Linked DNA regions of Homo sapiens: regions 1, 3 and 4 are each linked to region 2. A link is a contact called in ENCODE Hi-C or POLR2A ChIA-PET data. All regions are on one chromosome and are shown on one strand. Each heading gives the region's core, a stretch centred on a gene start or an enhancer-like site at or near the end of the contact. The rest is flanking DNA. Distances are from core to core; before and after follow the strand shown. Region 1 holds the start of SF3B6 (splicing factor 3b subunit 6). Region 2 holds the start of EFR3B (EFR3 homolog B). Region 3 holds the start of NCOA1 (nuclear receptor coactivator 1). Region 4 overlaps DTNB (dystrobrevin beta).

Evidence for each region. Hi-C counts contacts between places; a loop is a spot of excess contacts on that map. ChIA-PET counts read pairs that join two places held with the same protein, here RNA polymerase II (POLR2A). Pooled maps may share reads with other maps.
Region 1: a loop to region 2 is called in a map of CD8-positive, alpha-beta T cell, with 18 times the contacts of the local background. The contact joins the promoter of SF3B6 here to the promoter of EFR3B in region 2. A Hi-C loop is called at or near these places in 2 of 168 maps with a recorded cell type or tissue (CD8-positive, alpha-beta T cell and naive thymus-derived CD4-positive, alpha-beta T cell) and 11 of 50 pooled maps. POLR2A ChIA-PET finds 5 or more read pairs at or near these places in 3 of 52 experiments (Caco-2, HepG2 and PC-9).
Region 3: a loop to region 2 is called in a map of B cell, with 6 times the contacts of the local background. The contact joins the promoter of NCOA1 here to the promoter of EFR3B in region 2. A Hi-C loop is called at or near these places in 4 of 168 maps with a recorded cell type or tissue (B cell, CD8-positive, alpha-beta T cell and naive thymus-derived CD4-positive, alpha-beta T cell), 2 of 37 single-sample maps with no recorded cell type and 14 of 50 pooled maps. POLR2A ChIA-PET finds 5 or more read pairs at or near these places in 1 of 52 experiments (A549).
Region 4: a loop to region 2 is called in a pooled map, with 10 times the contacts of the local background. The contact joins the enhancer-like site here to the promoter of EFR3B in region 2. A Hi-C loop is called at or near these places in 1 of 37 single-sample maps with no recorded cell type and 4 of 50 pooled maps. POLR2A ChIA-PET finds 5 or more read pairs at or near these places in 1 of 52 experiments (CD8-positive, alpha-beta memory T cell).

The regions. Positions count from the first base shown.
Region 1 is chr2:24,075,029-24,078,001 of GRCh38, forward strand. It overlaps SF3B6 (splicing factor 3b subunit 6), which reads right to left and starts at 1,298. Exons shown (of 4, transcript NM_016047.4): 1 at 1,172-1,298. The coding sequence starts at 1,201. TP53I3 (tumor protein p53 inducible protein 3) reads right to left here. Exons shown (of 5, transcript NM_004881.5): 5 at 2,405-2,733. The coding sequence ends at 2,551. It also overlaps a transcript of FAM228B not described here. RefSeq lists enhancers at 584-1,116, 1,117-1,648, 1,183-1,412 and a silencer at 1,523-2,172.
Region 2 is chr2:25,040,644-25,043,508 of GRCh38, forward strand. EFR3B (EFR3 homolog B) reads left to right here and starts at 1,433. Exons shown (of 23, transcript NM_014971.2): 1 at 1,433-1,676. The coding sequence starts at 1,670. RefSeq lists enhancers at 441-1,390, 1,391-2,339 and silencers at 1,297-1,916, 2,047-2,126, 2,237-2,366, 2,697-2,826.
Region 3 is chr2:24,489,627-24,492,779 of GRCh38, forward strand. It overlaps NCOA1 (nuclear receptor coactivator 1), which reads left to right and starts at 1,628. Exons shown (of 23, transcript NM_003743.5): 1 at 1,628-1,976. RefSeq lists silencers at 1,281-1,620, 1,598-1,756, 1,911-2,400.
Region 4 is chr2:25,585,985-25,589,040 of GRCh38, forward strand. All of the region lies in intron 6 of DTNB (dystrobrevin beta), which reads right to left. Among named protein-coding and RNA genes, the nearest start is that of DTNB, 86 kb to the right of the region's middle. Within about 2 kb of position 1,572, at least 3 of the 41 ENCODE cell types and tissues checked have a DNase peak (open chromatin) inside an H3K27ac peak, as active enhancers do.

The DNA of each region.
Region 1 (2,973 bases), core at 48-2,547, 970 kb before region 2:
TGAGGCAGGAGAATTGCTTGAACTCAGGAGACAGAGGTTGCAGTGAGCCAAGACTGTGCCACTGCACTCCAGCCTGGGTGACAGAGTGAGAGTCCATCTCAAAAAAAAAAGTCAACTATCATCCAATTTCCCTACTTCCTATTTAAATGAGAACTCATGGACAGAGTGTCTTTGCTGTTTCCATTTTCTCAACTTCCACCATCTTTTCACCCCACTGCAATCAAGTTTTCATCCACTGAAATGATTCCTATCATCAAGGTCACCAAAAGTCTCCATTTACATATACAATGGTCAATTGCTTGTCTTTTCTTTCTTTCTTTCTTTCTTTCTGTTTTTTTTTTTTTTTTTGAGTCAGGGTCTTGCTCTGTCTCCTGGGCTGAAGTGCTGCGCAGTGGCACAATCATGGCTCAAGGCAGCCTTGAATTCCTGGGCTCAAGCAATCCTCCCACCTCAGCCTCCAAAAGTGCGGGGATTACAGGCATGAGCCACCTCACTCGGCCTAACTTCATCTTACACCTCTAAGCGTTTTACTGTTGACTAATCTCTTTTTTGAGTTTTTTTTTTTTAAAAGTTTCCGTAACACTGTACTCTCAAACACTAGAATGTAAGCAGAAGGACTTGTTTTATTCACTGCTGTATTCCCAATACGTAAGACTAGTGTCTGGCACATAGTAGCTATTCAATAAATATAATTGATGAATTATGTCCCACATGGCAAGCAGAATACATAGTAGGTGCTCAAAAAATATTGTTTTAATTAATGTGTTAATGAAGGATCCGAAAAGCACCATGATCTGAGGGGAATCCCAGGTCCTAGTTGTTGGTGAACCATTAAGTTAGTTGAGGACTCTTCTGAGATATCGACTTTAAGTCAAGGAGATAATCCTAACGCCAGGTCCTTAGGTGCGGGTCAAGCAAAGAGGCTATAGGGGTAACACTATCACTGACACTAGGGTAGAGACTGAGGAACTCTCAAAAGGGGTGGGGACAGAAATGTGGCTCAAGGAGCATATCTCTGAGGATGGGGCCGGATAGTGTCTTCGCTGACAGGATAGGAATTCTGGAGTTCTCCGCTCTGGGGACGGAGGAGGAGCAAGAATGCTCCGATCCACGCCGCTAAGAAAGTCAAACCCGAAGTTCTCCCACCCTCCGCAGAACACCCGATACTCACGTTCGCCCTCTTGGCCGCTTGCATCGCCATCTTGGCGGGCTGATGAAGTTACCGTAGCAGATACTGAAATTCCTCCGGAGCTCGCTCGGCTTCGGGGGTTACACCGCGTTAGATGCAGGACATCAACATCCAGGACCCGCCGGAAGCTGTTACAGCGGAATAGCGCCGTCTTACGCTGAGACGCGCTGACGTAGCAGCCCCCTTCGAATAGACTCCGGGGTAAAACCGAGCCTGAGCGAGACTCGAGGCCGGAAGATGGAAAGGCGAGAGTCCAAGACACTTCCGGGCTCTGTACCGTAAAGGGCGGGGCGTAGCCTCCAAAAGGCGAGATGTTCCGGTCGGGGAGGCCCTGAGCAGAGGAACCCGGGTGGAGAGGGCGGGGCCTGAGGAGGGCGGAGAGCTGGGGCGGGTCTCAGGTGAGTAACTGGGGAGCGGAGGAGGCGGGGCTTGAGCAGGGTTATGACAGGTAGGGCGGGACCCAGGTGAGTAGCGGGAGGGGGCGGGGCCTGAGGAGGGTGCGGAGAGCTGGGGTGGGGCCCAAGTGAGTATCCGGGAGGGAGCCGGGCCTGAGCAAGGCGGTGAGCTGGGGCGGGACCCAAGTGAGTAATGGAAGGGGCGGGGCCTGAGGAGGGTGGTGGCGGTGGGGCGGGGCCCAGATGTGTAGCGGGAGGTGGTGGGGCCTGAGGAGGGTGGCGAGAGGTGGGGTGGGGCCCAGGTGAGTAGCGGGCGAAGGCGGGGCCTGAGGAGGACTGAGCTGGGGCGGGACCCAGGTGAGTAGCGGAAGGGATCGGGGCCTGAGGAGGGTGGTGGAGGTGCGGCGGGGCCCAGAAGTGTAGCAGGAGGTGGTTGGGGCTGAGGAAAGTGGTGGAGGTGGGGCGGGGCTCAGATGTGTAGCGGGAGGTGGTGGGGCCTGAGGAGGGCGGCGAGAGGTGGGGTGGGGCCCAGGTGAGTAGCGGGCAGGGCTGGGGCCTGCTGTGGTGCCCACTGGTTGCGGGGCGCGCGGGCAGGTGCCGGAGGTGGTGGGCCTGGGCCTCTAGCTGTGCGCAAGGCGGAATATGTGGGGTTCTGGCGGCTTGTGTCACGGCTGACGCTGTAACTATACCCAGAATCTCCGTCCCTGGAGGGGCCCTCAGGTTGAGCGTCAGCTGATCGGGCCTCAGTAATCCCCGCTGCGACGCCCGTCCGGACTCCCACCTCAACCCCGCCGCGGCGGCCCCAGTCCGCGTGCCACCCTTCCAGTTCACTCTTTATTTCCTCATATCAGCTTTAAACGGCTCTGGAGGAAGCACCGGGTTTCTTGGCCTGTCTATTGTGAATCTTCTCCAGGTTTGCTCTGGAAAGGCCTGGGGTGGCCGCGTCCTGTCCTGCCCCATCCTCCTTCACTGGGGCAGTTCCAGGACGATCTTGCCTATGTTCTTGTTGGCCTCCATGTACTTATGGGCCTCCTGGATTTCGGTCACTGGGTAGATTCTGTCCAGAACCGGCAGCAGACGTTGGGGGCCCTCCGTGGAGAAGTGAGGCAGAATTTGCTCCGTGAAAGCATTCACCAGCATTTGCTTGTACTAAGACAAGGGAAAGGAGATCATCAGCCTGGGGAGAGAGCCTCACCCTGCCCTCCTCATCCTCCTCAGCCTTCTTGCTCTCTCTGAAGCCACGTATCTGAAAAAGCACACAGGGACACTTAACCCCTCACTTCCTAGCATGTGTGTGAAATACCCTTGAAGGAGTCATGTGCCATCTCAGAATATGTCCGATAGGTATATTGTTAATTTTGAGGTGAAAGCATTGGAGAAATTGTAGTT
Region 2 (2,865 bases), core at 183-2,682:
AAATATACATGAGTGCCCACTGTGTCATTTCATGTAGATTTTATTCCAGTTTCCCAACAGTCCTGCAGGAAGCTGGGGTTGAGAGAGTAGATCATTGGCCTACAGACACACAGCCCAGCCTAACAACATAAATTAACCTCTCAACGTTAAATGAAGTAAAATGAAGTTCAGTTCTTAAGTATCTTTAAGTTCCTTTCCTCTCTAACTTCTACTAGTAGAATATTTCTACCAGTAGAAAAAAACAAAAGAAAACCCAAACAACTCTCAACCATGGGCCAAGAGAAACTAAGAAATCGATATTGAAAGGCCAGGAGGGGCAGGAGAAGTGGCTCAGGCCTGTAATCTCAGCACTTTGGGAGGCCGAGGCGGGCGGATCACTTGAGGTCAGGAGTTCCAGACCAGCCTGGCCAACATGGTGAAATCCCTTCTCTACCAAAAAATACAAAAATTAGCCGGGCGTGGTGGCACGCACCTGTAGTCCCAGCTACTCTGGAGGCTGAGGTGGAAGAATCGCTTGAACCCAGGAGGCGGAGTTTGCAGGGAGCCGAGATAGTGCCACTGTACTCCACCCTGGGCGAGAGTGAGACTCCATGTCAAAAAAAAAAAAAAAAAAAAAAAAAAAAAAAAAAAAGACGGGAACGTGTGCAATGTAAAGAAGGCTGGATGAGAAGCCCAGGGAAGTCCTGAGCTAGCTTAGGAGAGATCTTCAGGTGTGGGCGTAGGCATGAGCCGCTGCCTCTCTGTGCCTGTTCCTCATAGGGTCACGGCAGGTGCAGAGCTGGAATTCAAGTCGGCGCTGGGGCTCAGCTGGAGAGGATCCTGGCGGCAAAGCTTGCGAATTACACATATAAATCAGGGAGAGGAAAAGCAAGCGGACTTCCTGCAGCCCTTGGGGGTTGGGAGTGGGGTGCGTTTCCTGCGTCCCTGACCCGGGAAGGACGCTGTTTGGTGGTAGCAAGCACCTAGCCAGAGAGTGGCTGGGCACCTAGCCAGAGAGTAGCTGGTAGGGCGCAGCTGAGGGCTGGAGGGCTTCATCAGAGAACGGCGCTCAGCTAAGGTACCTAGCCAGGAGAGGGTGGAAGTCATTCCCCAATTCCCATCCTTGCGCCCCCCGGCTTAGCCCACGCAGCCTGGACAGAACTGGAGGAGGGGTGCACCTGCAGCTCTCAGCGCCCCGGCTGACCTCGAGGACCCCAGGTTAGGGAGAGCTTCCGAGCGCTCCGACAGGAGCAGGGAGTTGGGGTGGGTAGCTCCGCAGGTGCACGCTGCGGCCCTTAGGGCGACAGCCTCGGAAAAGGCGCATCTCCGGCTGTGGGTTTCTCGGGGGCGGGGCGCAGGGGCGGGGCGGGGCGAGGGGCTCGCAGAGGCCTCGGGTTGGCCGAGCCGGGAGGGAGGAGCATTAGTATTAGCATAGCCCCCGCCCCCTGCGCGCAGCAGTGCCCAGCAACCCGAGCGGAGGCGGCCGCTGCAGCCCGGCGCTGAATGGGCTGGCGGCGCCCGGCTCCGTCCTGCCCGCGGCCGGCCCCCGCGTCTGCTCCCTCCCCGCCCGGGCCCCTGTCGGCCGCCGCCAGTCCCCGCCCCGACTGTGAATGAAAGGCGGGCGCCGCCGAGGGCTGGCTGGGAACGCCGCAGCGACGCCGGCCTCTCGAGAGGCGCGCGCCCCGCCGAGATGTACGGTAAGGAGGGCTCCGCGCCCGGGCCCGGGCCCGCGGGGGCGACTCCGCAAACTTCCCCGGCGCGGACCATTGTCCCCCTGCACGGCCCTGGCGCGGGGCCAGGCCGCTGACCTGGTGCCCGGCGGGGCTGTTGCGGTCGCTCTGTGCGCGCGCGTCTGCGCTGCGAGGACAAAGATGCCTCGGGCCGGGGACCCTGGGGTCCTCTCCAGGCCCGGCGCGTGCCGGTGCTGGGCGGTGGTCCTTCGGGGGGCGGAGGCTCAGGGGAAAGCGGGTCTCCCGGAGCCGAGCAGACCGGGAGTGCTGGAGGAGGTGGTCGTGTGGCAGCATTTGCGGAATTAACAAAAGCGGTTTGTGCCTGGGAGTTTTCTGTGGGAAGCCGGTCCAGGGCTGAGGGAGACGCCCGCGGCCGGTCGTCTGCGCGGCTCGGAGAAGGCGGGAGGCGGCGCCGGCGGCGCAGAGGCCCGGGGAGCAGCCAGTGGCCGAGTCTCGTCTCGCCCGCCTGAATGGACTCGGCCTCTGCCTGCCCCTGCCGCCCCGCGGGATCCAGGTTCACCAACTTCCAGATTTTCCCTCCGCAGTGATGAAGGGAGGAGACGCTGCTGAGAGGGTGCAGCACAGCCCTGACCTCTCCCCGCCTCCACCGCCATCCCCTCAACTGCCGTGCAACAGTTAGCCAGACCCTCACGATGCACGGCTCTGCTTGATCATTTGCTAGGACTCCCTCTGGTTTTGCAGGCAGTGTGGGTGAAGAAGAGAGAGCGCGTTGGGTCCCACATTGCAGCTCTGATGAATGGAGCACTGGAGACCTAGACCAGTCTAGGAATGGACTGCATTCCTGAGCCTGCAGCCCACCAAGGGCTGTGCGTGTGTGTGTGATCCCGGTAGACATAAGTCCATGAAAACCCAGGTCTCTGGCAGCTCTTCTAGTGCCAGCAAAATAATTGGAGCTGTGCTCACCTCCCACCCCCACTGCAAGGTAGGGGCTCAGGCTGCACTTGAGGGGTCAGTGTTTGGAGAAGAGTGCGTTCCCAATTTAACCCATCACTGAGGCTGCTCGGCTGCTCAGCTGCCTCGCTCCGCGAACAGACTGTGAGTCACAAAGTTTGTTAGAGGCAGAGGAAGCTGAGAGCCTGGTGGAAAGGCTCAGCAATTGGTGGGCCCCCCTACTGAGAGAGAGAGAGAGACTGAC
Region 3 (3,153 bases), core at 378-2,877, 550 kb before region 2:
TTGGCCTTCAGCACTTACTAGAGTCTAGTGGAGACAGGAGTACCTTGCACAAGTGGCTCATTTGTTGGCACCAGAGGCTAGAACAAGGCACTTTCACACAGTCTGCATTGGACTAGATTGGGAAGTAGGCCCTACATTAGGGGACGAAACTCATGAGTGCCCGGGTATTTTCAGCTATTATTGGGGATAGGGACTCTGCGGGTGGCTAGAGGTACTGCTAAGCCAGAGCTCAGGAGATGCACCTAGGGCCCCAGTAGTAGGTCTCCGATAAGAATCAGGGGAATGAATATATAAATGAATGAATATATGAATGCATGTGGGGGTGTGGTCTAGCGATTACTTTATGAGCGTGACAAGGATAGGAAGAGGATGGTGAAAGCATACAGTAGTACCTGCCTGTGAAAGAAGCTGCCCGTCGACTCAGAGAGCTGCCACGGAGATTGGTGTTTTCAAGGCTGTCAGGTTCCCCAGTTGGGAGAAGGGTGGGAAGGGCTTAAGGATTTACAGAGATTGATTTAGGGGAGAACACACAGGAAGCGAAACAGCAGGAAACGCCGGGAGACAGCAGCAGCAGGACAGGATTGAGGAAGGGTAAGAGTGCGAAATGGGGTAAGAATAAAAGAAAGGAATGGACAGATGTATGCTTTACAAGGCACTTCCACGGCGAGTGACTCATTCATGCTTAGGACAACCCAGGGAGAGACATAGGTATATATTGCATTGCCAGCCTTTGGAATGCGGGATGCGGTCCAGATAAGGCCATCGCAGCTCAGAGAGGCTGTTCAGCCGCTGTTCGATTCCTCTGGTGACAAGAACACTCTACTTTTGGAAGTAGCACTTCTATTAGAGAAGTTAAAAAAAAAAAAAAAAGAAAAGGGAGATAAGAAGAAAGGTGTGGGCCCCTTGAGGGGAAAGATCTGTGAATGACAGACATTTTAGATAATTCATGGAATTGCAGAGCCAGAACGGGTCAGGCAGATCTTTTCATCTGTAAAACGAAGGGGGCAGACGATCTTCCTTTTCTCTTGTCTAATAGCCTGTGAAATCATCTAGGCAACCACCTCCCAATTTTACAGAATAAAAAACGAGGCCCGCGGGATATGTCTCGCTCAAAGTAACAGAACGCCCGAGTGGAGGGACAGGCCCGGAGCCGACTCCGCCCCGTCCGCAGGGCCTCTCGCCGCTCCGACACCTTCCCAGAAAGATAAAGAACAGCGGGAGGCGGCAGGCCCGGCGGCCTAGCTGCGAGCGCCCTGGTGTTCGAGGCCGCTTCCCGGCAGCAGTGGGAGGAACGCCCCGAGGGGAGGGCAGGAGAGGGGCGGGGAGGAGTTGAGACGGGCGGGGAAGAGTTCGGGCCTCCTTTCCCACACTTCGTTAGGACGCCGGCTGGGGCGGGCCGGCAGAGGGCGCGGGGCGGTTCCTCGCTCGGCGGGCCCGGCAGGCCCGGCGGGCTGGGGGCGCGCTGTCCCGGGCGCACTGTCGGAGCTCGCGGGCACCGGGTCGCGGCGGCCCGGGCGGCCGGAGCCGGCAGGGGAAGTGCGGCGGGCGGGCAGGCGGGCGGCCGGGAACGGGCGGGGCGGGGCGGGGCGCGAAGGGGGCGGTGCCGCGAGCGGGGGGCGGTGGCGGCGGCGGCGGTGGCGGCCGAGGAGGAGAACATGGCGGCCGCGGAGAGCGGCTGAAATGCCTGTTCTTCAGGCCGGGCGAGCGGGAGTCTGACGCGATTTGCTGAGCTCTGTCCTCCGACGGCTGCCTCGCGGCCTTGAGGGCCTCCGCCGCCTGTTCGCTGCTGCTCCCTCGAGCGGAGCCTGCGTCAGGTTCCCTCTGCATCCCCCTGCGGGGGGACCCCTGCTCCGGAGGAGGGGGCCGGAGAGCCGCGGCGCCGGGCCCGAGGAGCGGCGGAGGCCGGGGCGGCGCCGCCGCCACGGTCGCGGACGAGTGCGGCGCCGGTGAGCGGGGCCCAGAGGCGGCGGCGGCAGGTGAGTGGCGGGCTGCGGGTGCGGAGCCTCCCGGTGGGTGCAGCTGTCACGAGCCGCGCGGCCGCGGAGGCCCTAGGGGGCGGGGAGCAGCTGGCGCCCCTCCGCCCCCTGCTCTCCTTTCTCCCGCTCCATCCTCCTCCCACTTCCCCGAGTTCCCCTCGCGGCCCGGCGCGGCTGGAGGGGGCGGAGGTCGCAGCTGTCACGGGCACCAGCTGGGGGCTGCTCCCCGCCGGGGGAAATCGCTGCAGCAGCGACTTCTCTCCGCCTCTTTTCCAGTTGCCCTAGTTAGCGCGGAGAGGGCGAGCATCCGCGGAGGGGGTGCGAGCTGCGCGGCCGCCTGCCCGGCGTGGGGAGCGGGCGCCCCGGGCCGCCGCCGAGAGGGGGAGCCGGAAGTCGGCGCGGGCGCCCCTCGGCCCCGACGACGCCGTGACCTTGGCCGGCCCGCTCACCTCTCGGAATCTCGCCTGCCGGGACCGCGAAATGGGGGCGACCGCGGCGTCCCTCTCCGTCGGCGCAGCCCTCGACGGCGCTTGGGTTTGACCCCGGCGCGCTTGCTCGCCCCTTCTCCCGAGAAGGGGTTTCGGAGGTAGACATGGGATGGATACTGGACATGTTCCTGTCGCGGCCCGGGTTTGGTCCCCTTCCTGGGATTCAGCCGAAAGGGCCGAGGAAGGGAAGCAAACATGTTGACGAGGCGATTGGGAGGTGGGGTTGGTTAGTGGGCAGTGACAGAATTCGGGCCGCTCTCTAGTCCCTTGTAAAAGACCTGAAAAAATCGGACACCCAGGGTCTCCAGTCCTTACTACCCAGCTGTGGTGGCTGCTTTTTTATTTTATTTAAAAGCAGTTACCCCCATGGGTAGACACTGCCCAGTCTGACGACGTTAGAGGGAGACGGAGGGGTTGACAATACAGCCTGTGTGTGTGTGACAAGGACAGGCCACGGTGTTGTGTCCGGAGAGTTTCATGGGGAGGAAAACTTTAAGCTGGAGGATCTGTTAGCCTCTCATGCTTGGCCCTCCTCGTTTCTTGTAGAGGTGTTGAACAGGCAGGTGTCCTTGTGCAGAAGGTGACATTTTTTCTTCGGAGACGGTGAGTTTTTAATGTCGAGTGTGATGTTGGTGAGTAAAGGGTTCTTGAGTGAATTGCAGTCCCAGCACCCTCTGTGGATGCCAAGA
Region 4 (3,056 bases), core at 322-2,821, 550 kb after region 2:
GCTTTTTCTTAGAGATATTTTTATTTGTTATGGATAAAGGAAAGATTAGAAAAACTTCAAATATTCTGAAATACTATATTTCTCTCATTGCAAAGATTATTTCCTTTGAAAAAATCATGGAATAATATCAGTGAAAACGAGGATGCAAATACATTATGAAGTTTAAGCTTTCATTAGAATTCAAACCAAAATTACTAATTTTCTCATGTCATACTTAACTTAAAATGCTTCATTAAGCACGGGCGGCCAGGTGCGGTGGCTCACACCTATAATCCCAACACTTTGGGAGGCTGAGGCAGGCGGATCACTTGAGGTCAGGAGTTTGAAACCAGCTTGGCCAACATGGTGAAACCCCATCTCACTAAAAATACAAAAATTCGCCAGGTGCGGTGGTGGGCACCTGTAATCCCAGCTACTCGGGAGGCTGAGGCAGGAGAATTGCTTGAACTCAGGAGGTGGAGGTTGCAGTGAGTCGAGATTGCGCCACTGCACTCCAGCCTGGGCGACAGAGCATGACTCTGTCTCCAAAAAAAAAAAAAAAAAAAGTTTAAAAAATCATTCAATTAATCCAGGAAATAGTATCGATCGTTTTCCAGACACTGTCAGTCACTGGGGATGGAAAGCTGAAGGAGAGCAAGGTCCCTCCCTTCAGGGCATAACTGAGCTGTAGGTAACATGTCATGGAAGTAGAGAAGAGGACACAATCCTAAGATGAAAGATTAAAAACATCAAAGAAGAAGGCATATTTTTGCTAGGATGTGGAATCTGAAGCCTTTTTTGGAGGAGAGACAGAAAGTCAGGGGTTACTGGCATTTCAGTGAGAACTAAGAATATAAACAAAGACAAAAAGTTTGACTGCTTTGACTCACTCAAAACAGGTTACTCAAAACAAGAGAAATGCAAATCAAAACTACACTGAGATAACATTTCTCACCCATCAGATTGGCAAAAATTCAAGTGTGGGAACATGTGCTGCTGGCAAGGCTGTGGAGACACAGATGCTCTCGCACAACACTGAGGGGGATGTAAACAGTGCAACCCCATGGCCCTGTGGCAACAGCTAAAAAGATCCCATGGTATGCTAAGGGTAGGAACAGGAGAGGGATGGGGTAGAGCGGGAGCAATCAGGAATGGCGGTGAAAAGGTAGACTGTGGTTCGACTGCTGAGAGCCACAACGTCATGCTAAGCAGCTTATCCAGCAGGCAATGAGGAGTGAGTCGAGTTTTTTATGAAAAATAAGGACATCAACAGAACTGTATTGCAAAATGATGATTTAAACTCAAATTTGCTTATGATTAAAAGGAATAATAAAACCAACATCTGAGAAAGCACACTCCTCTTCCTTAGGCTGCCATTGAGCCACTGAATAAAGTGACGAGAAGACCAGGGTCCTTCGTTTTTTGGGTGATGAATTTTTCTGCTTTACTTGAATACTAGTTAGTCATACATAAAGCAGTAAGGCAGAGGGGACACTGGAAGTCCAGAATGGGACTGCACACTGGACTGTGCCACCAATGAACACCAAGAATGACCTGGACCGACAGCCCCACACCCCACAGGCTGGGGAACTTCTTTCAGCTCATGAATCATCAGTGGGGAAGCGGGGGGAAGGGGTGCTTTCCTAGAGCATGTGGACAGCAAGTACTGCTAACAAAAATCCTTTTCTAAAAAGAAAACAATCTTGAAGCCACTTGTCATTTCTATGTAAGGATTCATTTAGTAAGACACTCTCTCCTTCACAGGCCCAACTAGAATAAAATCTCACTTCTAGGTCTCTACAATTTTGTTCAATCTAAGTATGCTAGTGAGACAGGCCTCATTACTATAGAGACCTGATCATAATAAAACCCATTCTACACCCTGCATTTCATCCCATCTAAGATGCACTTATAAGATCACTTGTAAGACACACCATTATTTTTTTTTCTACCCCTAAGAAAGAAAAGCACTCAGCCAATTTAACTAACTCAATGACTTAATTAAGCATAATCCTTCGTGACATGTGAATTGGTCACACCAGCCTCTTGATGAACTGAAATTCCTTTCATCTATTCAGGGGAACTTGGCAGTTTGGTCTACCTTCAGATGCAATGCTTTAGTGTGACAATAAATTATTTTGGTTATATCTCAGTAATAAAAAAATACAGCTTCATCTATTTGGGGATATCCTCTTTTTTAAAAAGGCTCTATAAAGCCTCCTTAAAAAAAAAAAGGCTCTAAAAAGCACCTGGTTGTTGCTTTGCAAAATAATATGGAATTCCTCCAATGCTGAATATTTGTTTTACTAACATCCAGTGTATTCCCCTCTATTCTGTCCACACCTTTCTGCATTTATAACAACATTGTCTTTAATGCCAAATCACAGTATACTCTCTTCCGAGAACTTTTTTTTTTTTTTTGAGACGGAGTCTCCCTCTATTGCCAGGCTGGAGTGCAGTGGCATGATCTCGGCTCACTGCAACCTCTGACTCCCAGGTTCAAGCGATTCTCTGGCCTCAGCCTCCCAAGTAGCTGGGACTACAGGCGCACGCACCACGCGCAGCTAATTTTTGTATTTTTAGTAGTGACGGGGTTTCACCATGTTGGCCAGGATAGTCTCGATCTCTTGACTCCATAATCCACCTGCTTCGGCCTCCCAAAGTGCTGGGAGTACAGGCGTGAGCCACTGTGCCTGGCCTCTGAGGACATTTTAAATGACAACACATGTAGTGCCAAAAGTGGATACAACTCAGTTGAAGTGACAACAAATGATCAGCTATGATCAAGTTCACACATGTGCAGGAAATGACAGCCCATCATAACCACTGCCTAACCAACTGCAATTGTGAGGTATCATTGGCTATATATCTCAACATCAGAAATATTAAGATATGAAAAAGTGTCTTCAAATCAATGAAACACTACTAATCCACACCAAAGTACACAGTAGCAAAGGGTTGCTAACGGAGATTATAAAATCTCCTTAATTAGAATACCTATGAAATAACAAATATAGATACACCTGCCAGGCAATGCTTGCCAAACTCTATTCAATGTCCAGGAAAACAAAGTCAGA